4 separate regions of the Mus musculus genome follow, and regions 1, 3 and 4 are each linked to region 2. A link is a loop called in an ENCODE intact Hi-C map of the cell type or tissue named here. Cell type or tissue: left cerebral cortex. All regions are shown on one strand. Each heading gives the region's core, and the rest is flanking DNA. Links, peaks and the distances in the headings are about the cores only.

What was found. Hi-C counts contacts between places; a loop is a spot of excess contacts. Peaks named below come from ENCODE experiments on the same cell type or tissue, not always from the same donor. Only the 100,000 strongest peaks of a DNase experiment are listed, where the experiment ranks them.
Region 1: it touches region 2 in a loop (2.1-fold over the local background); 2 of 42 quality-filtered maps call a loop at or near these places.
Region 3: a loop joins it to region 2, with 4 times the contacts of the local background. A loop is called at or near these places in 9 of 42 quality-filtered maps.
Region 4: it touches region 2 in a loop (3-fold over the local background); 7 of 42 quality-filtered maps call a loop at or near these places.

The regions. Positions count from the first base shown.
Region 1 is chr1:14,499,470-14,507,203 of GRCm38, reverse strand. No RefSeq gene overlaps it. Among named protein-coding and RNA genes, the nearest start is that of Eya1, 190 kb to the right of the region's middle. In left cerebral cortex, for the core only: no CTCF peak of the experiment used is centred there; DNase peaks (open chromatin) are centred at 2,757, 2,901, 3,134, 3,434 and 1 more place.
Region 2 is chr1:13,784,682-13,792,415 of GRCm38, reverse strand. It overlaps the pseudogene Gm5523. Among named protein-coding and RNA genes, the nearest start is that of Gm26273, 14 kb to the right of the region's middle. In left cerebral cortex, for the core only: a CTCF peak has its summit at 3,021 (motif pointing left); a DNase peak (open chromatin) is centred at 3,007; H3K4me3 peaks cover 421 bases.
Region 3 is chr1:14,300,580-14,308,313 of GRCm38, reverse strand. It overlaps Eya1 (EYA transcriptional coactivator and phosphatase 1), which reads left to right. Exons shown (of 18, transcript NM_001310459.1): 2 at 3,840-3,889; 3 at 5,417-5,544. The coding sequence starts at 5,421. Among named protein-coding and RNA genes, the nearest start is that of Eya1, 5.8 kb to the left of the region's middle. In left cerebral cortex, for the core only: no CTCF peak of the experiment used is centred there; a DNase peak (open chromatin) is centred at 3,652; H3K4me3 peaks cover 1,371 bases.
Region 4 is chr1:14,288,610-14,296,343 of GRCm38, reverse strand. The region is part of intron 3 of Eya1 (EYA transcriptional coactivator and phosphatase 1); the gene reads left to right. Among named protein-coding and RNA genes, the nearest start is that of Eya1, 18 kb to the left of the region's middle. In left cerebral cortex, for the core only: no CTCF peak of the experiment used is centred there; a DNase peak (open chromatin) is centred at 3,763.

The DNA.
Region 1 (7,734 bases), core at 1,530-6,529, 710 kb before region 2:
AACTCCCATCCGAACCTTTGGGACCCGCAGCTACTGTTTCCTTCTAAGTCTCTAGCGACGGCTGCCAGCGGGGTTACTGGACCAAGGAGAGGACCTCTAGACGACAGTGCCCTAGATGGTCGTGGAGCGCCTCGACGTGCCTCGCACTTGCGGGGAAACTTCCCCACACCTGCACACCACGGGCCTTTCTCCGGAGCCCACGCTCCCGGGCGCCGCAGGTGACTTGCAGAGTCCGATGTCCCGGGCCTCTTCAGGCGTCTGCTCCCAACTGCCCTTTTTCCTGAGGCCTCGGGATCCTCCTGGGTAGCGCCCATCTGTAGTCTCCCGATTCCCTCTCCCTCCCCTTGCCCCCGCCCCTATCTCCCGCCCCGCCCCGCCCCGCACCCCATCCAGGGTCTGTGAACCCAGGCGGGTGGCTGCGACACCGCGTTGACCTGCGGCAGCCACCGCGGTGCACGGGGTAGAGGCGGGGAAGGTAGAGAGGGGAGGGAGGAGCCGAAGCCGAGGAGAGGCGGTGGGCTGGGGCCAACTGATCCTCGCTGGGCTAAGCAGAAGCAGCTGCTCGTAATAGACGCCGCCGGGAGCGGGCTGGTGTCCGGGTCTCGGAAGCTCGAGAGTACAGAGGGCGAGCAGGAGGGCCACTGAGGCGGCTGTGACCCGCGCAGCAGGCAGCTAGCTGCTCAGTGTGCAGTGCTCACTGCCGACCAGTTCCATAAAGGATGGGCCAGAGTCATAAGGGTTTCCTGATTTGCCTTCTTCACTGGACCAGATGAAGCACCCAAATCGCCCTCATTTCTTCCACCTAAGAGTCCCCTCCTTTTCCCGCCTAGCAATCGAGGAAAAGGTGTTATTCAAAACTCTACAAGGCGTGGCATCTCAGGCGCCCTGCAGGTCCCTTCAGCTCTTTTCTTCTCATAAAACATCCCCGCAAAATCCAGAAACCTTACTGCTTCTTTAGGTCTTTAGGTCTAGCTGCAAGGAATTGCTTTTCCAGCATCTCTTAGGTTACCGCTCCCCAAGAACTTCACACTCGCGAAGTAAGGAAATGGCTGGTCCCAGGTGCTTAGACTATTAGCAAGTGTTTGTAAATGAACATGTTTTGGAAACGTAGGGAAAATCCTATCGCGGAGATAAATCCACAACAAACTGTAACTGATTTCTGTCATTTTATCTCTCCATTTATCTACCTAAATGCAAAACCCGGGATTTTCTGTTGTTTGCATAAACCGCAAGCATTTGGCATTTGTGCGAGTGTTTTATTCCCATACATCCAAGAACTGGCAACTGGCCTTCAAAATCTCCAAAATACATACTTGGCCCTAGAAAAATGAAACCAAGATATGCCTCTTGCATTTACATTTCATGTGTTTTGCTTTTCCTAACTGGAAGAAATCTCTCTCTCTCTCTCTCTCTCTCTCTCTCTCTCTCTCTCTCTCTCTCTGTCACACACACACACACACACACACACACACACACAGTGAGGGGGTCGGTCTCATCTGCTTTGAGGCCTCTGACTTCTCTACTTCAGTGATACATAGTAATGAAATTTTAGTGACCCCCAAATATAATCAACCTTGAATTTCTTTGGGTATTTACATCGCCTAGGGTTTTTACTGCAGTTTTGCCGACATGTTTTGCTTAATTGAAGCCATGCCAGAGAAGAAAAACAAAACTCTGTTTTTGTTGGGAAATCATTTTTTTTCTTTTTTCCTAAGCCCTCAGTGTGATAGAAAGGGTAGTAGTCTCACAGATTTGCAATGGAGTGTGTTTGATTTTAGCTTATCGAAGAATGCAGCTTTGTTGACAATATTTGTCTTTTTGACTCACAAAAATATGTCCTTTCGTTAAAAAATTAAATTAGTGAAACAACACAGCTTCCAGAAGTAAGCCACTCCCCCGCCTACCTGTTTTTAAAGACGAAAAAGCTACCAAAAATCTTCATTTTCTCTACTTCTTAAGAGAAGAGAGTCACTATTAATGAATGAAATTCGAATATCCTGTTTGAGGAAGTAGACACATCTTTTAATCTTGAGTTTAGACAAAGGCGCTGTTCATATCTCTTTGGGGGAACTATCTCCCGCATCGGAACAGCCTTGCCAACAGCATCTCTCTTTGAGATGCCTCCGAAGTATCCCACAAACATTTCCAGTGTGCTGCTGCTGCTACGTTTAACACCGTGTGTTGAAACCACTGTCATCTAGTTTCCACTTTTATCAGACAAGCGGGGCTGGAAAGAGCTAAAACAATATATACTAGAAAGGAAAAATAAGGAAGGCTCAGACTATCCTCATTCCTACTTTCACTTCTCTCCCCTCCCCCCGCCCCCTCCCCCTCCCACCCAATTTACAGAACCACGTGTGGGCTTCTACTTCTCCAGCTGTTCTCCAGTTTCTTATACAGTTTGGGTTTGGGATTTTTTGTTTTCTTTTCCTTTTTTTTCTTTTCCCTTTTCTTCTCTCTCTCTCTCTCTCTCTCTCTCTCTCTCTCTCTCTCTCTCTCTCTCTCAGTAGTAAGAAAACCAATGCAGAGTGAGAAAAAGGGTCTGATTTCGGATTGCAGAGCCACCAGAAAGAGCTACAGGGCCCGCTAATCAGGACTTGCTGGCCGAGCTGATCCCCTGGGATGCGCTGCTGACTACCGAGAAAGTCCCAGCCTCCTAGCTTGGAGGGAACAGAGAAGCATTGAGCAAGAAGCTAGGTTTACACAGAGAGGACTAGAAATCAACAAAGGAAACCCTCCTGTCTGAGGTGAATTTCACTTAACTATCTGCATCCGGCTGGAGTCCTTTGGTCTTTGGTCCAGGACGAGTCCTTCGTAGCTACAGAACATCGTGCGACCCTCTGCCCTACCCTCCTCCTCCTCTTCTTCCTCCTCTTCCTCCTCTTTTTTCTCATCTCAATTTTCAAATGGGTCAACTATTACTGATCTTGCAAGCTACCTTTCCCAGTATTTCCTGCACTATACATTTTTCGTTTTTCCGGAGCAAACGGTTTAATCAGCACTTTTAACATGCAATTAATTTTCAAAGTGTATTCATGTCCCCTTCTGTCTGAACTCTCTGGAAAGCCACATTCAACACCACAGGTAAACACAACACTTCCAGTTTGCCTCTGTAAATGTAAATTAGTCTGATTGCTTGTCAAAATGCAAGTGCTGCAGGATCGCAACCCAGGCTCATTAAATTACTGACTTCAGTCTTTAAGGAATCATACATAACTTCGAAGATTAAAACACGCTATGAGCAGCAATTACACTTTTTTTGTTGTTTGTGAAAAGCTCAGAGTCCATGCAGCATTTTACCCTACCCGATTACCAGTGGTTCTCTTAGATCTTTGTCAAGTAATTTGAGTTTTACTTTTGAAAATATAGATTCGATCGTTTAAGAGGAAAATGTCTCTAACGTGTTGTGTCTGTTTAGGTTGGGCGCTTACTTCGGGATCTTCAGCAAATTAACAATTAGAAATCTGGGACAAAGATTTCAGGATTAAAACGGCAGGAGTATTCAACATGCTTTGTGGGGATCAAACTAAGAGGATGAAATTTGCCCCCTCTGTTCAAGCTCACTATACATTATATATGTTACAGCTGTGATTCAGATAATCCACCGTTTTAGTATCCTGTTAATGCTTGGGTGAAGTGAGTCCATGAAGCAGAATTCAGTTCTGATCCTTAAAGGACAGCTTAGGAATTGCATGTGTCTAGTGTTTGAAAAACAACCACATGATAGCAAGAGTAAAACATACCACCCAGCCAAGCAAGCAGACAACAAAAGGAAAGCAGTCAGTCTCAATCAGCACGTGCAATCTCTGCAGATCGGACTAATACTCCCAGGCACATTAGGTTTTCATTAGGGAAACTGGCCCTTCAGAGTGCCTCCCAGAACATGTCCAGAAATGAAGACAAGTGCTCTGCTGGAAACATAATTTGCCTCACCCCAGACATGCTTTGCTTATCGGACAGGTCATTTTGCTCTCTGCCTGCCACCACTCCTTTGGCACTAATCTTGGCACTTGGGTGGGTTCTGGTTTGGCATGGAGGACAGGAAAGTTTGGAAATGATCTTTATTGCTCCCTCTGATACTGGCCTTCAGGAGTGCTGCAAGTCAATGCACTGCTGCTTATTTTGTCCAAATGAGTGCCCTTCCACAAGCCATGCTTTTTAAGAAAAAGTCCTGATTGTTAAAACTGTAAGAGAGCTCAAGCTCTCAAAGATTTAGTTTTCTTTTTTATGGTAACAGAACTTAGAATGGAACAGGGTTGGGTCTTTGTTGTTGCTATTGCTTTTTTTATAAGAACTTACAACTTTAAACCAAAGTTTGTGTGTCTGTGTGTCTGTGTGTGTGTGTGTGTATAATTAGCTATCTATCAAATAGCATGGTAAGAAAGTTGTAATCAAAATTAAACCTAAGTAAATTCCAGGAGTATGTGTGGGGAAATAAATAGTCTAAGCAGCATAAACTCGAGATCTAATTCATGTTTTTCATGAATTCAACCTCTTCATTTACTGTAGACACTGGGGAATGCTTGCATAATACATACTCATTTTCTAAATCATACTCATAGGACAATATATTAGATATTTTTTGAAGTTCGCTTACAATTTTATTCTATATGGGTGATAAGAAAAAAAATTGCCCTACGTGTGTCGGTTACACAACATCATAGAACTTTGAACTGAACAATCGTGCCATTGCTTTCTGGTAGGAGAAGGAAACAGGATGGGTACATTAAGGAATGATACTCCACCAAGGCTCATGTTAGATAGTAACTTTTTACAGGGAACATCAGGCCAAACATGGGCATATTATTAGGTTGCCTTATTTTGGAAAAGGCAAATTGGAAGCTCTAGAACTTCCCTCTTTTTGAAATCAGTCATTGACAGTCAAAAGTATTCACACACACACACACACACACACTAGTAAGCCAGGAGGATGATTGGGGTGTGTGTGTGTGTGTGTGTGTGTGTGTGTGTGTGTATTTGCAAAGAGAGAAAATAAAATGAGAAAAGGAAAATTGTCAAATTAGGTTTAAAATACAGAAATATTATATTTCAATAACTGGAAATTTTATCTAAGACCGAAATTTCAATATTTTGTTTAAAAAATTAACTAAACATATACTAGCATTTTTCATGGTAATTATTTGTGAGACATGGGATAAGGGTAAATTGACCTCAATTCTTTTCCCAGGTGGGAATCAGTTCAGGAATCCTTGTCCCTCACTAAGTCTTAGTGCAGAAAGACAAAAGGAAACTCCCCCTCTGCTCATTACAGCCCAGGTCCTTTCCTGTCTACCTCAAGACCCTGGGACATTATTAAAGAACTTGGTGATGTCCTTTGACATTTTTATAACAGTAATTGTATTTCCTAATATAATTCACAGGGAGTTGGTTTAGAAAACCAGTCCTTAATATAACAAGAAGTGCTGGATAAAGACATCAGCTTGTTGGTGTCGTCATAAATACCTGTCTACTGGTTGACCTAATTTTGTTCCTTTCAAAGATGTTTTATGGGATCAATAGAATGTTTTTTGTAATTATAGGATATTCTAGTAGACTGAAGACTACATATGCATATTTACATTATAAAAGTCTTAGAACTTAAACGCTGCCTTTAGTTTTATGCATAACGTTTGTTGTGCTTCAATTAATGTTCCCTAGCCGACTATGTTCAGCATCCAATGGGTTAATATTATTCCAGAGTGAATCAAGTGATGTAGCTGGGTCAAAGGAGACATAGTTTGGCATTGGAAGAGAATGTTCTGATAAGTGTTTCTCTAGCTGTTCCTGTAGCACACCTGGGGACACATATGAGCTGGTCTTTCTCTGATGATGCTCAAAAAAAAAAAACATTTTGACCTAAATTAAAATAGGCAGTATCTGTTTTCTCTTTTTAAGATTTATTTTTATTCTATGTGTATGAGTTTTTCTCCTGCATATATATGTATACTACATGTATGTTTGGTGGCCGTGAAGGCCAGAGAGGGCATCAGATCCTTGGTACTGGAGCTACAGAGGGTTGTGAGCTAACATTTAATAGCTGTGAACTGTACCTGGTTCATCTGCAAGAGCAACAAGAATTCATAAGCACTAACCTATCTCTCCAATGCCTCTTCTCCTTGTGGAAAAATTCAGTCATTAGGGGCATTTGGAAAGCTTTATCTGAATGAAGTTACTTTGCCACACTGAATAATGGGGGTGGGGGTCTTTTACATCAGGACCAATCACAACACAGCCAGCCACTTGCTCAAGGGGCTCTAACTCCTGGGACTCTTTCTCTTCTCCACATCTGTATTTAAGAATCTGACCAGGACCACAGCTTAACCGTGTTCCTCTATCATGTGTGTTCTGTTTCTAGTTGTAAAGCAGAGGAATATTGCACTTCAATATTTTTGTGCCTATAGACATGTGAAAAGCACCGGCATTTCTTTTTTGTGTAGACTGAAAGTCGGAGAGCGGTTGAGATTAGCTTTTATGACATGTAAACAGTTGGATGTCTTAAGTGTGATCCAAGTTTAGAGATGCATAATTATGCCCTTATGACATTTACTAGTCATGCACAAATTTAGAGATAAAAATATCTATACACACCTCAGTATATGAATACAAACTTATATTCTCAATTGGATAATTAGAAGTGTATGTTCTTATTATGTATTGGCAGAGGGTTGCCAAAGACATTACATCGCCATTGGAAATATTGTATTTGTGCCACATTAAAAAAAAAAAAAAAAAAAGGATCTTAATGTCAAAAGCAATCCTGTCTTGGGCGGTAGAACACCTTTGCTGACTGAGACCTTCTTCCCAGGCAGGACATATGTGCACACTGTGTGCCTGTGAATGATTTGGGATGTGGATTTCTGATTTGGTCAAGAGATGTGTAAAACCCTCAAGTAGTCAACAGCTCCCTATTGGCTGCTCATCTGAGGGTCTCAGGAGCATTGTTTATTCCAGCAAGTGTCTGGAATACATTATACTCCATGAGTCGGCTTCTGTTACTCCTGCTTTGGAGAAATGAAAACTTTGTATACTGTGCTAAAGCAATGTGCTTTGCCTGAATACTTTTCCTTAAGAGAGAATTCTCAAAGAGATTCTATCTTCTGAATCTAGTACAGCTAATATTTTAAATAAATGACATTCCTAAATGAGCAATAGTGAAACAATTCTCCACATCTTCAAATTAAAAAACTGATTTAAAATTTTATATGCTTTAATCCCTAAACCATAGGAAACTAGGTTTCCACAGAGTAAATATATTTGGATTGTGACTTACCCTATATGTTTTAAGAAACAGCAAGAAAAAGGATTGAAAGGATTATTGTAGTAACCATACATATTTTAAAGAATATTAAAAAAAATAATTTATTTCTGAACTACAGGGATTAGCCCTTTATTTAAAACCAATGACCTTCCTATAAGACAAGAAGCTCTGGTAGTCTTCGGTGAACTTTCATCAGACACTTGATGTTGTAATTTGAAATTATTGTTGCTGGTCCTTAAATTAAAAAAAAAATGGATGGTTTAAGTTTTAAGAGGTTCTGCTGTCACTTTTTGTTATGGGAGTTCTTTACTCGTGAATGGATATAAATGATAAGAAATGGATTAAAAGTTGTGAAGCTATCCTTGTGAGCTGGGTTCTTTGGCTTCTACTTAGGTCTAAACAGTGTGGGAGCCTCACTCAGGTAACATCAGTTATCACCACATTCCTTCTACAGTCTTTCTGACTCAGTATATTAT
Region 2 (7,734 bases), core at 1,064-6,063:
CAAGTATCTCCTGAGAAGCTCTGCCAGAGCCTGACTGCCACACCCACTCCAGTGGAGTCTGTGTGGCAAGCCCAAATGCTTGGACACAGTTTTGAGGCAAAGAGTTTTACAGAAACTTAGTCTCCTATTAGTCTTGGCATCCCTTAGCATGAATGCTCCAAACTTGTCCCTATATCAGTTTGTGAATGAATCTGTGTATTTTCTTTCAATATTGTTTTATTATAAGTGCCTCCAAGGAATGATTTTGACATATACCTAAGTTAGATTAGCCTCCACCAGTGTTCCAATATCCTAGGAAATCGTTGGGCCAACCTTGGGCTTTGAATTTTGTAAGAATGCTACTTATTCAGATGAAAAGCCTCCAGTGTTGACAGAGAGATGGTGAAAGAAATCAGGCATTACAATTTACTGGAAAAGAGCTAGAAATCTCAGGGTTAGTCTACAAAGTAAGCTTAGAATAACAGCCGAGTCACTCCCATGTGCAGGAATTTACAATGGGCTAGGAAGAAGGAAGGCTGTGGTCTAAGAAGGAGCTAGAGTAAATACTTAGACTAACAGATGAATCACTCCCATATACAGGAATTTATAATGGCCTAGGGAGAAGATGGATCATACAATATACTAGAATTGGAACTATGGCAAGGGCATGAAGCCCTTGCCCCTGGTTTCTAAGAATAAGCTAACCTTAGGTGGGGCTGCTTTTTATCCCAGTTGTAAACACTGCCTGGTTCCTGTTAGCTTTTGTGTATGCGTTTTTCTGTTTTGTGTAAAGAGTCATTTTGCATTGGACAGCCTCACTGTACCTTGGCTGACCTTAATGTATCACCTAACTTCCTTGTTTTCTTCTGTAATATAAGTCTGATGCTTGCTTTGAGAAATTACAATCAGATCAACATTCCATTCTGTTCGCGTCTGTTTGTCACCCCGATGACTTCTTGCCCACATGGGTACTGGGATTCTGATTCTCCCGTGGGTTGAGGGGCCGACTGAGTACAGTCCACAGCACCTGACAAATACAAGGCCAATGCCAGCAGCCAACCATTAGATTGAGCACAGGATCCCCAGAGGAGCAGTTAAAGAAAGGACTGAAGGAGCTGAAACAGTTTGAAACCCCATAGGAAGAATAACAATATCAACCAATCAGACCCCCCCCCCCAGAGCTCCCAAGGACTAAACCACCAACCAATTAACTCACAAGTAGCAGAGGATGGCTTTGCTGGACATAAATTGGAGGTGAGGCCCTTGGGCCTGAAGGTGTTCAATGCCCCAGTGTAGGGGAATGCCTGGGCAAAGAGGCAGGATTGGGTGGGTTGGTAGAGGAACACCCTCATAGAATCAGGGAGAGGGAGGATGGGGTAGCCGGTTTCCAGAGGGGAAACTGGGAAAGGGGTTAACATTTGAAATATAAATAAATAAAATATCCAATTAAAAAAAAAACAGAAAACTTAGAGAAATAAAATTTTTTAAAAAATTAAAGTCTCTCTTAAGTTTCACCATTATTAAAAAACAAAAACCTGCTTCATGCAGTTCAAATAATTAGTGGAATAATTTCAGTGTAGCCATCAGAACACCATTTTAGACACCTATTCATCCAAAAGCTTTGTAAATTCAGAGTCCACCTTTTTACTCACCAACAAAAAAGACATCTTCCAGTCAGACATAGCAACTCTTTTGACACTTTGTGTTCAAACTTCCAAGGGACTGACAGAACATGGGAACCTACTTAAAGACAGGGTTAGGGTAAAAAAGAGTTCCAAATATTCCACAGTAAACATTGTGAATTTCTCCAGGCACTCTGCCTGAGCCAAATGATCGCTCCTGGAAAGCTGCTTGATTCCTGGCCTCTCTTTGGTGGTCTGTTCAAAGACAGGCTACCCAGGCATTGATGTGATGATCTGACATACAACAGTCTGAAAACCAGAAAAAAGGATGAGCAATTGACAAAGACCTCAATGAACCTATGCCCAAGGACATGGTCTAGCCTCTGAATTAACTGATTCAGAAGATTACTTCATTTGGGAACCTTATCATTAATATATATATACTTATTATTTAAGACAATTTGGGATGAGTTTTCTATTCTAGCCAAAAGTATTCTAATACATGAACATCCATAAGGCCAGAGAGACTTTCCTGTGGAAGGAAAAAAAATATATTTTTAAATAGGCCTCAAAGGACTTGGAAGTTTCCATATCTAGCCAGTCTCCGGAAATCTACCATACTTCACAAGTAGATGTTGTAAGTAAGAATCCAGTGTTATTCTAGAAGCATCCCACTGGGCCCCAGGAAGCAGGAAATAAAGAAAGAGCAGACAGCCAACCCGCCACAAGCAAAAGAGCTCCTGTGGTGTCCACAGGCTCCAAATTCATATTTAAAGATTTGTTTTTATTTTTTATTGGTGTAGGGGGGTGGTGAGTGTATGAGAGAGAAAGAGAGAGGGGGGGAGAGGGAGAGAGAGAGAGGGAGAGAATGCGCGCATGCGTTTGCACAAGCTCTGTATCTGTGGGGATGGATACCTAAGGAAAACAGAATAGGGCATCAGATCCCCTGGAGCTGGAGTTACAGGCAATTGTGGGCCACCTGGCATGGTACTTGAAATAAACTCCAGGTCATCCCTTCAGTCCGCCAATTTTTTATTTTGATAGAATACTAATGTATCGGGCCTCAGAGTTTTCTCATCATTCAGTACACAACATTAAAAAACATCACTTAGGCAAGTACATGAGCCAACAGAAATGAAGACACAGCAAAGCGCTGCATGAGGGTTACTGCTGAAGGAGTGAACTCCACACATACTCGGTAGCCATATGAGAGACTTGTAGGCTGGTGTATGCAAAATGCTGAGCTGCAGAATAATCAAACAGAACAGAGAGATGAGATAGTAGCGGCCAGATCATGGTAAATGGGGCTCCTTCTCGGCCAAGGCTATCGCGTTTCTCAGAAATGGCATGTGATTTCACTGGGGTATCTCTTTACTTGCCATGTGTCTGCCGAGCAGATTCCATGAAGGGGTGCTGCCATCTGCTGGCAGCTGTGATCTCAGGTGCGGCCCTTGTCCCAAAACACATAATATCATTCAAAAGGCTTTGGTTTCTTTTTCATTGTGAAAATCTCACCGTCGTCTTCTGCCAGGAAGACTGACAGATAGAAATTTTTGCTGAGGAATTTGGGCAAACTATATTAAGAGCATAATAAAAAAAAGGAAAAACAGATGACAAACACATTTTGCAAGAATTTCTAATTGTGTCCAAACGGTTCACTAAAATCATGCAGATAAAATCGTCTTTGTGTTTATGCCAGTATTAACACATTTTTATAACGAGTATGGTGACTCTAACGTTTGGCAAAGATATACAGAAATAGACTAAGTCACAAAGTCTCCTATGGGAACCCTAGCCTCGTGAAAAGTACGGTTTTCATGTAGCAAACAGAAATCGTATCAGCCTCCATGTGCAAAGACAGAGCTTCAGGAAGTCTAATTTCCCTTTTTAGTAAAAAAGTCACTGGGAACATTCTCAGTTTATATTGCATGTCCAGGCAAAACCCAGCACTCCAGGACACAAGAGAGTGAGTTTAGGACGTTGTTTCCCCATCTAAGTATACATTTCCAAGTAATTTAATTGATATAAATCAGAAACTGGCTAAGACTTTCTCACCTTGACTTCATTCATCAAACCAGTCTTTTTGAGAACAGTGCAGTTGGCTCTGGACAGACAGACAATCCTGAGATTTAAAGTATGCACAGAACCTGCAGAGGACCCCCATTCAATTCCCAGCACCCACATCAGGCACCTTCAGCTCCAAGGAATATGGCAGCCGCTTACAGTTTCCAAGGGCAATGCTGGCTCGGGAGCAAACCCACACTCAGATGTACATGTAACTTTTAAACATTAGAAATTAAAAGTAGTGTGGAATCTTTGTATCAGAAAATAGCCCTTAAAAACCAGGCCAGCAACAGGAAGTATAAAACTTAAAAGGCAAAAATACCAGAGGGCTGAAAAGTTGCAAGCTACAAGTGAAGATTAAAGGATTTGCTCTCACATCAAGAGGCAGAGAGCATTGCTTAATGGTGTGGATGAAAAGCATCTCACAAAAAAGCAAACCCTAATGGGTTTTGTCTACTTTGCATAAGACATAACGACACGAACTAAAATCACGGGGGTATGGGGCGGGGCAGTAAGTACAACAGGCAGCGCCACACTGGGAAGACACCACTCTGCCTCGAACCGTTTGACCTCGGACATCAAAGGTAACACACCCAGGACCACTTTTGGCTCTCAGTTTTGTCTTCTCTTTTTGGTCACTGAACTCACAATTTGGACCAGTTCCTTACAATGGCTGAGCCCCAGCTCTCTTCTCCATGATGTAGGGATAATGAATGGTGTATATCTAACAGGATTGTTATAAGGCTGGGAAATGGAGCTAACAATGCCAGGAATGCACTTAACAGAATGCCTGACACATCGTAAGGGTTCAGTAACAGCTCATGGGTCTTGTCTGTAAAAATAGCATGCAGGAGCACCTCCCAAAGTAAATGACACAGTGAAACACGTTCAGTGCGTGCAGGATGGACTCTCATTTTCCCAGCCTTCCCAGAGCCTCACCTTGACCATCTGTAGAAAGAATTGTAAGAATGACAAAGAGATAATGAATGTAAAATTAGTCTGCTGGCTAGGATGAGCAGTAAGAGCCCAGCACATCCGGTCCCATTACTGTTATTTAAGAAAAACTCCACAACCACCTCTTGACAAATCCTATGGCCTCATGCTGAGGTTTCGAGCTGGGCCCCAGCATCTTTAAGTCCTCTCTATAGGACGTTAGGGTTTGCAGATCTTGGGGGTTTTTGTTTGTTTGTTTTACTTCTCACGGTAACATCAAAAGGTTGAGTTCTTTTCTAGGTTCAGAATTTTAATCCCTGACTGTGAAGATGACTCTCATTAACATTGAGAGACCTTGCGAAGAATTATGACTGCTTACAAAGCTCAGAATATTTCATTAACACTGATGTGGGATTGAGGTTGTTTTCACCGTCCTTTCATGGTCTACTAATTAGCTCTGATTGAAACAGAGAAAACAGAGAAAGGGGCCACACATCTCTGGCCTGCCCAGTGACCGTGAAGGACTTCTTTCTCAGTTTACAGGGGCCAGTGAAACCCAAGTTAGACCATAACTTGGTCTGTGAATGCTCTTTCCTCCACACCTCAGCTGAGACCAATTCAACCAAGACAGGACCAAGTCATGAAGCTGCTGGGTTCCACTTCCTCCAGTAACTGTCCCTCCCACTCTATCTCATTCTCTTGGCCCCTAGCAGGGATAGGCTTACTACCCTATGGCCCATTTCTTCACCTCACTACATTGTACAGTGACATCATGACCTTGACCACTGGACAGTAATGCAGTTGTCCTCAGTCAGCCCAAGTGTTTTGAAGCAAAAATCGGAGAACAAATTATAAATTTTGATATTATAAAATTTCAGAATCCTGTCCAGAGACAGCCACATCTTCTTGTGCAGTGCCAACCTCATCCCGTAGACAAAATGCTGAAGGTCGGTGTGAATGGATTTGGCCATATTGGGTGCCTGGTCACCAGGGCTGCCTTCTGCTCTCCACATGGCAAAGTGGAGGTTGTTGCCATCAACGACCCCTTCATTGGCCTCAACTATATGGTCTACATGTTCCAGTATGACTCCACCCACGGCAAGTTCAACGGCCAAGAATGGGAAGCATGTCATCAATGAGAAGCCCATCACCATCTTCCAGGAGTGAGACCCTGCTAACATCAAATGGGGTGAGGTCGGTGCGGAGTATGTTGTGGAGTCTACTGGTGTCTTCACCACCATGAAGAAGGCTGGTGCCCACTTGAAGGGTGGAGCCAAAAGGGTCATCATCTCCATCCCTTCTGCCGATGCCCACATGTTTGTGATGGGTGTGAACCACGAGAAATATGACAACTCACTCAAGATTGTCAGCAATGCATCCTGCACCACCAACTGCTTAGCCCCTCTGGCCAAGGTCATCCATGACAACTTTGGCATTGTGGAAGGGCTCATGACCACGGTCCATGCCATCACTGCCACCCAGAAGACTGTGGATGGCCCCTCTGGAAAGCTGTGGCATGATGGCCATGAGGCTGCCCGGAACATCATCCCTGCATCCACTGGTGCTGCCAAGGCTGTGGGCAAGGTCATCCCAGAGCTGAACGGGAAGCTCACTGGCATGGGCTTCCGTGTTCCTACCCCCAATGTGTCTGTAGTGGATCTGACGTGCTGCCTGGAGAAACCTGCCAAGTATGATGACATCAAGAAGATGGTGAAGCAGGCATCTGAGGGCCCACTGAAGGGCATCTTGAGCTACACTGAGGACCAGGTTGTCTCCTGCGACTTCAACAGCAACTCCCACTCTTCCACCTTCGATGCCGGGGCTGGCATTGCTCTCAATGACAACTTTGTCAAGCTCATTTGCTGGTATGACAATGAATACGGCTACAGCAACAGGGTGGTGGACCTCATGGCCTACATGGCCTCCAAGGACTAAGAAACCCTGGACCACCCACCCCAGCAAGGACATTGAGAGCAAGAGAGAGGCCCTCGGTTGCTGAGGAGTCCCTATCCCAACTCGGCCCCCAACACTGAGCAACTCCCTCACAATTTCCACCCCAGATCCCCATAACAGGAGGGGCCTAGGAAGCCCTCCCTACTCTCTTGAATACCATCAATAAATTTCGTTGCACCCCCCAAAAAAATTTCAGAATCATATTTTGAACCAATAGGGTGGAAATAAGTAACTGAGTGGTCCATTGGTCTTCCCAATGTATTCCTACTATCGGGCACAATGGCACATTATAGCATCCACCGTGTTCATCATAAAAAGAATGGGATAAAACTGAATGTGCATTTATACCCAAAATATATGAAAGTTTTTTTTATAATAACTAAGAACTGAAAACAACTCAAATATTCAACCTCGGGATAGTAGACTCTTTAAATGTGGTCTTATGGTAACCGGACTGAGGGCAGCACTGACGAATCTAAGCAGGATGTGCTGGGGCTGCCATTGGCGCAGCATAAGGCTGTACACTGTTTTCCAGGGGACCCAAACTGAGTTCCTAGCATCCACATCGGTATGCTCACAACGGCCTGTAACTCCAGATGTAGGGGATCCAGTGCTGTGTTCAGGCATACACAGTCACCTGCATTCACATACACACACTCACACTCACACACACACACACACACACACACAGTCTTAAAAAAAAAAAAAAAAACCTATGTGGCATAAAAGAAGTCAGACACAAGAGTACCAAGTGTACTCCATTACAGGAATTTTTACTTCACATGAAAGAAAAACACGACAGTACTTACCTCTATGAAGAAACGTCAGCAGCCATTTAAGGTAACAGAGCGTCCCCAGTCTTGAGGGGAGGGTGTGTTGACCATGAACGGCCCTCTACCACGGTCCCACACCATTCATGTCTCACTTGGGCATTTTTGTGTGAGATTTTAACTAGAAATACAGTGAGCTTTGCTCTTAAGCTGAATTTTATAGACCCACAGTTCTGGGTTAAGAATTAAATAGTTAGCCAGTTGTCCTGTTTCAAATAGCTGACTGAAAAATAAAAGGAAACTCCTTTTCTCAGTAGAAAGGGCTGCATTTGAATTATATATGTGCCCTGTTTCTTCTTCCTTTTGGAAATAAAGGCTAATTTTACGCATTTAAAATTTCTTCTATAAACGCG
Region 3 (7,734 bases), core at 842-5,841, 520 kb before region 2:
GGTCCTTGCAGCAGGAACAGAATCTTTTTATCATATAACCAAAAGTATTTCAGTCAACATTGTCAATAAATGCTGATTTTGAAAACAGTCCTTTCCTTTTTAAAGCTGAAGACAGGAATGATGTGTTCCAAACACTTGTTCGTTTTTGGTTTCAGAAGAATTATGTTTTCTCGGTTTCTTTAAAGGAGATAATTAAAAAAGCTGTATAGAATATTACATTAAGATAATATCACTAGCATTTGAGCATTTAGTTTATGGAAGCTTTGATAAGAAAATGCAGTGTTAATATGTGACAAACATTTACCTCCCCGTAGAAGTTCTTTCTCACTTTAGGGTGAGGTTTTATTTTTAAGACTTGAGATTTATATTACAACAGAGACCTGGAAATGCAGACAGAGGAGAAATGTATATCCTGCGTAAGGAGCATTCTTTGCCCCCCCCCAATACATTCTGATTAGAAAATAACCATTGTCTTTCAAATTGGGGAGCCCACAGGTTGATCTGTGTTGGGCAAAAAAGCAGCTTGCCTGCCAGCCCTACTTAGATGTATGTTCACTACTTTCACTTTGAAAATTTATTTTCAGTTTGAAAAAAGTTTTAAATTCTAGTCATTTTATAAAGATTGCTTCTAGCAAGCAAAAAAGCCTATGGAACCCCATAATTTAGACAGTCCCTCATTTCATTGGCTCCGTGCGGCTGAGAGTTAGAATCTCTTTCCATTGCAGTTTACTTCGCACAGAACATTATTAACTTTTGGCTTCATACATGATCTGCTGTCAGATGCTTTTGATTGGTGATTTAGCAAAGTATAATAAACAGGGCAAAAGTCATGAGTTTTGCTCTGTATCCTGAGCTCTGTGGTAGGGAAAGTGTGATAAAATGTGTACCTTAAGTCTTGTTTGATGATCTCTCAAAGCACGTTTGCCTTCTGGAAATAATTTCTGGGGTTGAAGAGCACGGTATTAGCAGATTTAATGTGGCTGTTCAATGGATTGACGAAGTACTATGTGAGCTTTAACAAAATGAGGGAGACAAATTGAACATCAACAAAAGTTACATCTGTGAAGAATTATAAATTTAATTAGAAAAAAAAGGCAAACTTAAAAGACCTCATTAACTAATCAGAAGTCATAGTTGCTAGAGCAGGAGTCTTGACTGAAACTCGCAGGAGCTCCGTTATCTTTCTCCTTTCTCTTTCACATGTCTGGCTATATGCTACAACAGTGTGGCTTCTACTTGAAGGGGGTTTAAAAAGCATTAACATGAATGACTTTGTTGTGCTAGGAGATGATCATTCATAATAAAATGTATATTAATTTTGCATTCCTGAGAGTACTGAAATTAAAAATAACATACTAGAAGATAACAGGAATTATATTAACTTTACAGATAAAACAAGTAGACTTATTGGGTACCTAGCAGAACTTTTTTAGAAATCACGAACTCCCCTTATTTTGAATGAAAATATCCTTTATTAATTATTTTTTTGAAATGCACCTTGGTTTTAGAGGTTTAAATGGAAAAAAAAAGCTTATGCAGACATTTTCAAACACAGGAGGAAATGTCCAGCCATCAGAAAGAGGTGTGCTTTTTAGATAAGCCACTGGAGGAAGAAGGACGTCTCCCTACCACACTGTAACCTTGCACTGCACATAAAAAACTAAAGCATGTGAAGTGTAGCATTTTGTAAACTGTAACTAATTTCACTCACATCTGTGTCTAATTGTTGTCTGCATTCGCATTCTTGAGAGTAGATTTATTTTTCCTGGACCACGATGTGGGTTCAGCTGACCAGCCTAAGTGAGGATTAGTTGTTTTAAAGTTATTTTGATTAAAGAGTCATTTTTAAATACAGTAACACACAACACATGGTTTAAATAATCCTTGAGACACAAAAGAATATATCTGAAGTACACTTAATGAGAGGAAGAGCATGGGTACGGACTTTTCAAAAACTGTTCTCTCAAAGTAAAGAAGAAGCTAGGCTGCCAGCAGAAGAGAAATTCACTCTTAAGCCGCTTTTTATTTTCAATAACAAAATTCATTAGAATATTCTCATTGCTGGTTTTATTATTATTATTATTTATTTATTACTACCAAATTTGATGTTTTTGCCAAACTAAGAGAAACAGTAGGTTTTAAACTTCAAATATAAATACAATGAAACTTTAAAAGCTTACAATGAAATAAAGTTCTATTTTCAAGATTAGGTATTCTGGCTGATTTTACAGTGGGGATGTATTTTAGCATTGAGCAGTAAGTATGCTTTAATGTACTTTTATGTAATTAAGCCAGGAGAGTTCTGAAAATGAAGTCCGTTCTCACCTATAATTTATCCCAGGTGTATAAAAGTAGGAGAATTTTATCCTTGAGATATATTGCTGCAGTTTCTAAAGAAAACCATTTAATCTTGTGTGAGAACATTAACTTTAAAAAAATGACTGAAAACTGTTAGCAAATAATGGCCATCTACAGTCATTAAAGTTAGCACTCCGTAACTTCAGTTACTCAAACATCTTAAAGAAGTGTTTTTGTCCTGCACGTAAAAAATGCATACCTAGAAGTTCCAAGTAACATTATCCCAAGTTGTTCAAGCTTAATGATGCTTTATTCTTGCTAAAAAAGGTTGTGTTTCTTAATTTCATAAATCATAATTAAAAACTAGCAGGACTCAACAGAAGATGTTTATGTGGCTAACTTTAATGTCATTTGAGACGCTTCAGCTCTCATCTTTGTTCTGCAGCCTTAATTGATGTCAGTTCAGGTTGAATGAAAACGTACATCAAACGTACATTTGGAGTACTGTGCCATTTCTGAAGTTAGCCAGTGTTTCTTTCTGCCTGCCCAAGAGTTGGTGGGAGCTTGCAAGCGGGTATCAGCCTGGCTCACCTGAACTCATTACCTGCTGGCCCTTCACAACTGCCTCTGAGGAGCAATGACTAGTACTACTTTGAATTAGTGGAGCTGTGCAGTAAAATTTCTCAGTTCAAACTTATCTGGAAACTCAATATGCAGGGTGACGGGGCTGGTGAATCGCGTACTCAAATATGCATCCTACTTCAGTCTGCAAGATGCGATTCACGTGCGTGTGCTCGCGCGCGCGCGCGCGCGCACACACACACACACACACACACACACACACACACACACACACACTTTCATGTTGTCCAGCATAGCTGGCTTTTACCTTGGCATAGTTAAATGAGTACATTGCTGAGAGCTGGGACTTGGGGTATGAAAGCCTGTCTTTGCCTTGTTTCTTGACCACAGCATTGCCCGAAGCTGTTTCATTGACTGTTAAATGACAAATAGGTAACTGGAAGAAAACCATCCTGATAAGGATAAGAAATAGTGAGGAGGCTAAGGGGGTGGGCGGGCGCTCTAGTTCAGCTGGCTAGAGCAGAAGATGAAAGATTGGAGGATGCTGGGGGCTAATGCCCCAACTACTGCTGCTGTTAAACATACTCATTTGTTAATAGCTTTTTTTTTTTCTTCCCAAGCACCTTTTCCAAGCTGCTGGGGCGAGATTGCTTTGCGTGTTGACTGGGGGAGGGGTAATCCCGTTTGCAGCTGTCATAGGCCAGTGATGAATCACGAGCCCGTCATTTGACTGCCTTCCCCTCCTGACAAGGGGAGGGGAGGAGGATAGACCTGCAGGAAGAAACAACAGTTGAGCCCTCCACTTAAAGACACTATGCCTTTCCTGGCTGCAGTATCCTCCCTTTTCTCGTTTGGTTAAAAGTGAGCATTGTAGGGCTCAGCCATGTGCTCTATGTAATTAAGAGCTGACAGTGAAGCACAGTTAACAACCACTTCTAATTGTCTACCCCTGACCACAGGTGCGAACGTCTCACAGCAGTTCCGATGTTGCTCTTTCCTCAAGTTGCAGGTAAGACTTTCGTTGATATTCAACATTTTTTGTAGCTTACCTTTCTGTGACCCGGATCTATATTTGTCTAGTATTTCTTAATTATTTCTATTAATAGCAACAGGCTGGGTTGGGAACGACTTACCAATTTGTGTGTGTGTGTGTGTGTGTGCACGCGCACATGTGTATATGAGTGTACTTGCAAAAAATTATTACGTTATGTGGGAAAGGCATAAGAGTCTTGATTTGAGGCAGTTGCTGTCTGTTTTTAGGAAAAATGAATGTAGAATGATAATTAGGAATCACTGGATTTGAAATCATTTCTTGTTTGAATGCAGATACTTTGAGGAAGTAAAATGGCTCATGTAAAAGCTCTTTTACAACTGATGTCCATCAGTCACTTCCAGTGTAGCCTCTCAATTAAAATGACACAGGTGAGGTGAGGAGCAAATAATTTCAGCATTATATGTGTAATATTAACTCTCACACCCCTGGATTATGAGTCTTTAGAAAAAAATATAATTTTAGGATATACTGAATGGGCATTAGACTTTAAAAGTTTGTGCTGTCAGAAAATGGAGTTGTGTCTAAGTATCTAGTGACTTTAAGTAGTTTCACTGTTCATGCGCTAGCATGGTACATATGAGTTCTGAAATTGTCACTACGACGCCTTGCCGTTGTGCTTATATCGCAGAAGTAACCGGCAAACTTAGGACCATCTGGGAGGCATTGAACTGGTTTAAATATGGTGAAAATGCAAAATTACAGCATTGCATAGAATTGCCATTTTCCCCCTAAGTGACAGCTGAGGTACTCGGAATGCTAATGGTCCCAGGGACCGCCTGAGCTGCCGGCCTTATCCATTGTCAATTGGCTACGCTGTATGTAATCCACAAAGCAAGCAAGTGAGCCGACATCATAGGGTTTTAATGCTGCATTTGTTTCAAGGGAAACAGAGGAACAATTAAGTAGTAAGCCAGAGTAAACATATGCATCAGGACAGTCCCATTCCCTGTCACTGGACAGGAGGCTTCAAGGGTTTTATTTGGTTTGGAGACCCATTAAATAACAACTGGGTGTTAAAGTATAAAGGGAGTACCCAGTGCTAATTTATTACATGAGACGGAGTGTACAGATTGTGATTTATTTCTGTTCCATGTGTTCGCATGTTTGCTTTTTCTTTTAGGAAAGTCATGCTTGGGGTTTTGTTTTAATATAAATATGACTTCATGTTTTCCTCTGAATGCTAAAGTCTATGCCATTGTCTTACACTAGCTTATGACTATCATTATACAAGAGGAGGGAAAGACTTAAAAAAAAACTGCATGTTAAACTTTGGCTACACAGGCTGAGAGACACCTTTTAGTAACACACGTGACGAAAAGGGCTGGAGTCAGATGCAAGGTGAACTATCACCAGTCTAAGAAAATAGACACAATGGGGTTTTTGTGTGCGTGTGTTTCAAAGGAGGTGTCAAGTCGTTAGCACATTAAATAGTGGTGTTATGAATTTGGTACATCTGTCAAACAGAAAGCTTCTTGTCTTTAGGTCTATGGAAATGCAGGATCTAACCAGCCCGCATAGCCGACTGAGTGGTAGTAGCGAATCCCCCAGTGGTCCCAAACTCGATAGCTCTCATATAAATAGTACTTCCATGACTCCCAATGGCACCGAAGGTGAGTCCGGCTCTTCTTGCTCTGCCCTGTCTCTCTCTTAGTGTCTGCTCTCTTTCTGCCTGTGAGCCCAGCCCTCAGATACATCAGACATTCCCTTCGCTTCTAAGTGATTTGACTTAATCCGTGTTCTCCTCTAATTGGGACTCCCATATTACTGGATTATCACATTCCATCGACTGGTGTTAGTTTAAGACACATATAAACATATGTATTGAAATATATACAATGTGTATACACATAATACTTTTAAATTTGAATATGTTTCTTCTGTTGATCTGCATATCCCAAGCATGGTATTACTTTACATCATTTTGCTATAATGACTATTGAAAATTTGGAATTATTTCATTTTATTTTCTGTTTTGTTAGCAAATGCAACCAAAATTTTTTTAAATGTCAACACTGAACTGGATTACTTCTTAAATTAGGGAAACAGTTTTTGTGTCTAGTATGCCTGTGGCTTTGGCCACTGTAGTATAAACAAGAGAAACTAAAACTTAATACCTATGAAGTACACAAGCCTATTTGGCAAGTATGCATAACATGTATTCGCTTTCTTGCAGATCGAGTAGAATACTTTAAACACAGTGTTATAATTATTTTAATATAATTAGTGCATAGGAATGTTCATGTAAATTGTATATAAATAGACACATCTTCTTCAATCCATACATATTTCATTGAAAATACAGAAGGTTGGTGTATACACATTACTGTCTGTTATGCACAGCCACTTAGGTGATATGTATATTTTTATAACTCAGATGTATAGGAGGACATATTGCCCATTGGGTTACATTAATTTCAGCTGGAGCCTGTGGAAAAACTCGTCACTGATATTGGTGCTCATATATTTGTTATTAAGCCTCAGGATTGTGATGGATTCATTAAGTAAGATTTATTAGAAGTTTAATGAGTCATCTGTGTTAGGATTCGATTTATAGACAAGCCCTTACATATCAGTTCCCCAATTGACATGATCTTTTAGCTCAGGTTTTAAAAAACATAAGCATAATTAATTTATGAATCATTTTGTAAATAATGTAAATATTATCGTTTGGGTGCAGTATTTGAGTATGTATTGGGGAAAGCCCTTTAGAATGTGAAAAGCTAAGAAATTCATAACAAGACACAGAAATCATTTATTTCTGAGTTTTCAGTTATGTCTTGTTTTTTATGCCAATAGTAATTACTTTTATCTACAACTGTTTGCTGGCTGTCTTTACGAGTGAGTATGTCCCTGCCCAGAGTTTATGGAGAATAGCTGTTGTGAAAGGAGAAGCTTTGTGCTGAGTTAGCAACCCAGCCTCCTCTGCAGAAAGCACCTTTCCCTCCATCTCAGTCGTCAAATGAAATTTACACAGAAACAGTTTTAATGTATAAGTAGCGGGTATAGAATTTGTACAGTGAGAGCCGTCGGTCGGTTCTACTTCCTCTCTTGCTTAAATCTATCTTCAGATAGACAAGCCACCCACTGCTGGATCTGCCTCAGATAGACCCTCTGAATTGTCAGGGTGCTGTGCAGCCAGGAAGAGGCCATAGGTACAAACCTGTCACAGTTGTGTTAAAAAAAAAAAAAAAAAAAGACAGCCTCGTAAGCAAGGAGGACTAAGCCTGCTAAACTACTTTGATTCATGAGATTTACTATGGGGAGGAAATTAAAAATACAAAAATAACTCTTTGTATACAATATTGGGAAATAGCAGCAAGAAATTCTCATCTTTTCAATGTGTCACTGACAAGCCGGCTTCTGTTTAAGCAGAGCACATGTATCTGTGAGGTGCTGCCTTGGATGTTTGTGGGAAAGAGATGTGGTTTGGTTTTAAAGAAAATATGGAGCACCAACATATTTCTAAATATTTATGTTTCATACCTTGATATCCCATCCATGTTCATGAATATATTCAATTTTGTAATATTTCTGCATAATTAAAATTAGCTTGGAATAATTAAATATTTGAGATAATTTTTATGATTGCTTTTGAAACATTCATTCTGTAAGCTATTTAGAACTAAGTTCTTCTCTTTCCCTCCCTGCCTTCTGTCATTCATTCATTCATTCGTTCAGTTCTCTTTTTTGATTTTTTTTGAGACATAGTTTCACTATGTAGCTCTGCCTGTCCTGAAATTCACTATAGAACAGGTTGGCCTTGGAATCGAGAATCTCCATCTGCCTCTTTGCTGGAATTA
Region 4 (7,734 bases), core at 1,606-6,605, 500 kb before region 2:
GGACAGCTAGAAGCTATGCATTCTTGGAAGACAGAAAGTCGAGAGGATTAAACAGGTAGCACATGTGGACCAGTTGGAGGACAGTCTGTTTTCTCCTGTCAACTGTTAATAAACTAGCCCTATTGTAATACTTGTAGGAAACCCAGGGATTCTGATGGTTGCTGCTGAAGTTGGCCCAGGGTTTCCAGGCGCCTTGGCTGCTTGGTAATTAGTGACTAGATTCAGAATGTGTTCAGTTTTTTGGTTGCTAATAGAGAAGAAGAGCTCCATGACATCTCTACCCTTGGTTCTTCTGAATAAGCAAAGGTGTACTTGTCCCAAAACATCTTGCCTTCTAGGAGAAACCTCTGGCTCCTTCAAGGAAGACATGAACTTTTAGGCAAGTCCGTGCCTGTTTTAAATGATTCCTGATTTCTTAGACCATGCCAGGATGCCTCGGTGATGAGCAGCATAAAGGGATAGAGGATATGTCTCCTCTGGTTCTACTCAGTGGTGGGTAGATAGCAGCTTTACAAAGAGAGAGTGGACTGTGTTGGAGAGGAGACACATAAGCATGCTGGGATTGCCTCAGACCTTACATTCCTTTTCTCTGAAACATGAGATTCACACAGTTCCTAGATGGCAAACTTCATGCCTGCTGAAGTTCTTTACCTGCTTGAAGACTTTTTATATCTGCTTATCTAATATTCTGGCCGAGATGCAAGGTTTACAGTATCCACATACACTATTATTTTGCTGGCAGAGCCCTGAGTTCCTTGAAGGCAGGACAGACTTGGTCACTGTCATGGTGCCCTATATCTGGCAGCTCTGGAATAGGTATTTGTTGAATGAATGTCCTTGCTACTAAGTAAATCCTGTAAATGAGTCATGACAGGAGCAGGGCACCCATTATATTACTTATAACACATTAACTATCCAGGGAACTAGTTAAAGCTTCAGTTTGGAAAGTACTCATCTTCGTGGATCAGTTCTTGAGGACATCATTAGTTGGTCCACCCAGCGAACGGCCACAGTGAACATCATCGCCAGCCTTTGATTTCAGCTACAGTAGCCAATCTACAATTGACCCATAATAACTTACTGTTTTACAAGTGGAACTATTGGACTTTGCATTTTAGCAATGATAAAACCACTCCTACATAATATGGTAAAATCAAGTGGCATAATGATATGCATAATGATGTTGTTAATAAACATGGGCTAAGCATCTTTAAAATATGGCAAAAGTAATTGGAGGCAAAAATTTTAAGGAAGGGAACAATTGAAGGAGTAATAAAACATCACACTTCAGTCAGTGTAAAGTGTGTGTGTGTTGTGTGTTAAGTACACAACACAGAGTGTAGAGAAATGAGGCCAAAGTGTAAACCCAGACAGGTGATTCCAGTTCTGCATACCAGGCTCAAAACTTGGGCAGGTAGATAGAAGTGCTGTGACTTAGTTTGTGTCTGAACCAATACAGTGCTGTAGGGTGGGTAGTGAGAAAGGACAGGTTAAATTACCAAAGCCATGCTACCTGTTTACATATATCAGCTCAGCACCAATTTCATATTTGCCTTAAGATGGGGCTGAGACAGGAGCCGTACTGAAAAGTGAAGGAAAGTGGCAACCTGATTTGAGAGTGAGTGCCTCTTTCACAGGCTGACTAGTTGGGGCTCAGAGTCAGTTCAGCGATTTCTGGCCATGTAACAAAGGTGGGTCTTAAGAGCAGCAGAGCGGGCTGGTGGGGCTCGCAGGGCAGTCAGTCTCCAGCCAGCTCCTGGCCTTTGATTCAGACCTGTGTAATCAAGATGATAATGGTACCTACCGAGAGAGCCTCAGGCAGCAGACTGAACGCATTCTGACTCTAAGAAAGTGCTTCTGTTCATTGGATAGACTCTTAAACCCTTGCTGTGCAATGGGAATTACCCATTTACTCTTGACAGATAGACTAATTAAGAGAACGTTACTGGCATCTGCTATGTGTTCAAAACATTAGTAGCTGCTATGAAATAATGATGGCGCTTGTGTTTTAAAGAAGCCTCTCCTTTGGAATTGGTACAGCAGGGCCTCCGTAGGAGGAGGGATGAGTGTCTGTTTTACTCTGGGTTTTTGGCATCTCGGAACAGCTTTTGCAGGTACTCAGAGTACTTGATGTACTTAATAGCACTCCGTCATTTAATATTGAGTGTGAGTAAGGGGACTATCTGGGAGCTCCTGGGGCTTAGCAAGAGACAGGAAAGGGGTACTAATCATTTGGTGGTTTGATTGCATTTTGGGCAAATAAACCATCCTTCCATATTGATATGATTGAGGTTCTGAGTCTGAGCCAGATCATCTGCTTCCAATCTTCAAACACTGGTTGATTTTACCATCTGCTAATTTGCAACATACACTGATACACTTCTCCTCGGTGCCCTGGTGTTCCCAGACTAGCCTGTTCAGTGCCACCTTCGGGTTATCTCTAGCTCTAGAGAGGAGCAGTCCAGGACGAGAAGGCTCTGCTCGAGAAACCTTACACTCTTCAGCAGGTTTATAGAAGAGAAATTAACTGCAACAGTGAGAAACCAGCCATGTGATCTCTCAGGCTGTTACGGAATATTTTTAGGCTGCAATTTTCACATCTTTGAAAGGACACAAGTCTAATACATGCTCTTTATGCTTGCCATGGGGGAGTAGAGGAGCTATGGCTGGCTTGTAAAGTGCTCAGTACATACTGGCCACACAAGAGGTGCTCAACACATCACAACTATGTAATGAATTATTACTTCTCCATTCTAAAAGCTACACAAGACATTGCTTATGTCAGAAATGGAGACTGCTGTATTACATGCTAAATTCTTAGCATGGGGCTTTTTCTTTTTTTACCATTATGTTATATATCCCTTATAGCAAGCTAAAGGGAATATTTAGCTTGCCCTTTGGTTTCTAAAGGCTGGTGTCTGTTGGAAATCATTGAAGGACACATTTAAAACCTGGACCTTACAATCTGGATAATTCTACTGAAAAAAGGAAGGAGCCATAAACAAACATGCATGTTAACGATGTGAATGATGAACTGTTTAGAAGAAATCTTTGACATACACAACTTATTTGAGGATAGATGAACGAGATTATTATTCCTCATCCTCCTCCTCCTCCTTCTTCCTCTTCTTCTTTTTGAGGACAGATATAGGAAAGCTTAGCAGACTCCTAGCTCAGTCAGCTGAGCACAACAGTAAAATATTAATTAGTGACTCCAAGTGGTCGGTTATGGTGAGTCACCTGGTGGTCCTCCTGCCTTTCTACACTCTTGTAAATTTCTTCAGACAATATTGGGGATAGAAGGGGAGAACAAAGTTTTTACTGCGCACAAAGCATTGAAAAGGAACTCAGCAGTTCAAGAATATCAGCTGACCCTGACTTAAGGAGCTCATGGTCTCATTGAGGGAGATACAAATTCTGACTTTTGGCAAAAACCTGAAGGACAATAATGTTCCAAAATAGCTTTTGGAGACTAAGACCTTCAGACCACGATGCAGAGCAGGAGAGTGCTAGCTGAAGGTGAGAACACTGTTTTGTGTATAGAGCCAAATTTGTGTATTTGGTGAGCCATTAGCAAGTCACATGGCCAGCCTTTTCCTGTGTACATCTGCTATATCTGCTCAAATGTGAAGCTTGTGTCAGTAGTTTCACAGCATGTCTTGTGACCCTGTACTTTCTCCATCAGGAGATTAGAAAGAAGCTATCCTTGGGTTCTGAAATATTTTGGTGTCATAAAAAGGGCTTCATTCTCAGGAAGGTTAGGAGCCACTGGTGCAAACAAGAGTGCCCTCAGAGTTCAGAAGAAAGAGCTCTTCAGCTTGCTAGGTTCTGGCAGAGCTTCAAGGCCGAGGTGGAATCTGAGCCCTTAGGGAATGGGTAGAATTTGAATAGGTGGGGAAGAGCTGGAATGCATGCTAATGAGGGAGCACTGGGAACAAAGGTAGGATAGTTTCAGGGATAGGGAGGAGAAAGGTTGAGCTGCAGAAGGAATTGATAGGAGATAGGGTTGGGGGAGTCTACTGGAGCCAGCTCTTGGAGGACCCTGAGTATCAGGCTGAGGAATTTGAACTTCTGGGCCAGTAGGAGAAGCCAGTGAATATTTTGAGAAAGGGACCGATACTGTGAGAGAGCTTTGGGTAGCAAGCTGGCACCATATTCAGGGAATGTTTGGATTGTGAGCTCCAGTATGGTTTCAATCCATCCAGGGTTTGATATGTTGGGAACCTGAGCCAGTGGGACAAGAATACTAACTGTTGGGGGGTGGGGGCTAATTAGCATTGTAAAGGACCTTTCTAGGGAGCCTGCATTTACTTTTTTTTTTTTTTTTTAAACAAGAGGGCTACTATCCTCAGCCTCTTCACAAGCCACTGTCATTGCTCTGTTTCTGTGACTAACAGGTCTTCAAGTTGCCTACCATTTCCTCTTGATTGTGTGTGTTCGTTATATTTTCCTTACTATGATGGGGATGCCTGACACAAGGAGCTGAATCCGGCAGCTAAGGAGGAAGATTGTATTTTGGCTTTTAGTTTTAAAGGTTTCATTTTGTGATCAGCTGGCTGCATGTACCCGAGCCTGAGGTGAAAGAGAGCATCATTGCTGATGGGCATGCACCCCACAGTTAAGTCATTCAGATCACAGTGGTCCAGAGGCAGGTAAAAGGGGCCAGGTGACAAGGCTGGTCTCTCCAGAGCAGACCCCTAGTTTCCTTCTTCATCCATTTAGACCCCATTTCCTACCTTCCACCACTTCCCAGTAATGCTGCAGTATTATAAGACTATCAATGGACTGACTAATGTCTTGATTGGTCAGAGTCCTCAGAATGCAGCCTTTTCCCAGAAGCCTACCAGCTAACATGCAAATACCCAGTCCCTGAGCCAAGTGTATACCACCTTAAGGTGAAGTGTGGTAAACATGGCTTTCTATTCATGATGTTGTACAAGCTGTGCTCCTTTGGAAGAGTTAATATTTTTCTCCCCTTTTGGTAGACAGAGACAATGACTTTAATCCGTGGAAGACGTCAAGTTGTAGGCTCAGTCCAAATACAAAGAGATGCCTCATTTATTTCTAAGTGAGAATTGCCTGGAAGCAAAGCATTGAGTTTATAGCTGTATGTGCTTTTTTGGTAAAGAAAAATCACATGGTGAATTAACTTTTTAAAGTCAGGCATATAAAATATATATTTAGGAAGATTTTCTACTTTGATTTATTGTGTGGAATTTTACTCACTTTTTGCCACCTTTATTTGGTGCCATTTGTTTCCTTTTGAACCACTTGGTACAGGTTTTTCAAAAGCATGCATTTTCACTTTTGCCTATGGTTTCAGAGCTTTGAATGGATAAGTGATGTCACTGAATCTGAACCATTACTCGGCTGTGTTTTTCTCTCTTTGATCTCTACAGCATCATTATTACCCAAACTAGGGTAATTTATTTATTTCCCTGTCTCCTTCCTAAGTCAGGAAGGGCACGCTCTAAACAAACAAACACCCAAAGATATTTTATTTTATAATAATGCTCAAGTTGTACCTGATTTCAAATGGCACAAGTGTTGCCTGTGTGTCATGTCCATGAGACACTTTGATGAGAGAACTTGCATATAAGTTCCCAGAGTAATAATGCAGGGTGGATAAAAGCTTTCTTAGATTTCAGTGATGTTTATATTTGCCTGAGCAGTGTGTCTAGTGGTTTAAATTAAGTGAAACATGTCTTCAGGTGGGTGCACCTCTTAACTTGATCTGTTCCTTCCACAACTACTGGGTTCTGTGAGCCATACATTGGCCTGAGTTGTGTCAAGAGAACAATTTAAAAATGTTTCCCCTGCTGTGAAAAAATTTATCCTACATCAAGATGGTTAAGACTATGAGATATGAAGTGGGGTTGAAGTGGATATATATATGAAAAAGGCACAGGCACAGGCTTTAAAGTTCAAGGAGAAACAATTATGCTTAAGTCATAGTCATAGTCTTCTTTAAGGAAGACTCAGCGGGATTTGGAAGTATATAATTCAGCCATGGAAAGGTTATCCAATATTTAATGAGAGCAGTTAAGAGACTGGCAAAGCTGGAGCTGGGAGAAAGCCCTGGCCACTGTGGTTTAAGTGTCTGTTTATAAGGGTACATGGGGCATGTGGTTTATAGACTATAGTGTCACACAGAGTCAGAACAATTAGACAAGACTGTATGCTTTGTAAGAGTCAATGCATAATAAATAGAGACTAAAAACTTCATTCATGCCTATTGTGTATCTATCTAAGACCTTAGTACCAGAACTACTGTGCAAATCTAGGCCACTGAAAGATATAATTGTCTACAGTTGAGTGAGTAGACCTGCTGCTCCAATCTTCCCACCTTTGTAAGAGGCAGAAGGGAATTAGGAAGGAGACTGATCATGAGGTTTAGAAGGTAGATGGAAAAGTTGACAGTGGTAGAAGTTATAGGTTTGATTTGTCACCTTTCTGTCACTGTAACAAATTACCTGAGGTAACTAGGAAGAAAGGTATTTGGACTATGTATTTTATGTGTCTGTGAACAGGTGGACTCAATATGCTACCCCACCTTCATTTTTGGTTACAGAAGCCAGTGTTATGCACACTTGGCTAACACTCTATCAGTGTTCCAGTGGGCCACATCCTGGCTTTTCAGGTTCTTGTCAGAGGAAGGGCGCTTCATCATGTTTGAAACATAAGGTACAGGAAAATCATTCATCTCATGGTGGGGACATGAAAAGATAGGAAGAATAACAAAATTAAAGTTTCACAACCTTCAGTAACACCATACAGAGGAGATCGTGTCTCTACATCAGTCTCCGAGGCATGCTCAAGATCCAAGCCATAACGCTTGGTAGTGGGATCTAAGAAATGAGGTGGCAGGAGAAATCCAACCAGAAGGGAAACATCCAGTCTGTGTGACATAAAAGCTAAGGCTTCTGAGGGAGGTGGTGGTATGTTTAGTCAGGATGTGGGTCAGGTTTAATCCAGACAACATTGTGTGTATATGGATGAAGATTGAGGAGTTGTTTATGTAAAAATCATTTTTCAAAGGTATGGATGGCCAGAAAAATTATTGTGAAAGAAAATGGAGTGAGGTAGGAAGGAATTAGAATTATGGAACCCCAGAGTAGACAGAGGCAAGCAATCTGGTGGGGGGTGGGGGGTAGGGGGAGAGGAAAGATAGTACAGTAGAAAAAAGGAATCAATGACTTAAAGGAAAACTGTTGCAGAAAAGGGTTTATTTAGAAGGCTTAAAAGAGTCAAACCAAGAAAAGTTTAATGTGGGAAATTGGGAAAAGCCGTGTAAGGAAGTAACCGAAGGATTAGTGGAGTAGAAAAGGCAGTTGATGCTGACAATTTAAAAGCAAGTGCCCAGGAAGACAGCTTGGAAAGGACTGTGGTTGAGAGACAGTCCATGAATAAGGAGGAGAGAGGTAGGGCAGAGCACAAAGTAGCTTAAGGCCCTGTGTTCTGTTCTGAGCCCTGCATACACAATGTGTTCAGGGAGTCCAGCCCATGGCCCTGGGTAGAAGAGAACCTGCTTTGTGAGAAGTGAAGATCCTGTGAAGCCAAGCAGTGAGGTATCGCTTCAAAGGAAGCCTGGAAGAGAGGGACCCGAGGAGGAAGAAGGTGCTGGTGCAGAAAGCAATCCCTGACCAAGGACAGGAACTTTTAACTGTTTTCATCAGCCGACATGTTGCAGGAAGAGGAACAATTTAATGCCGCTTCAGTATTCTCTATAAAATA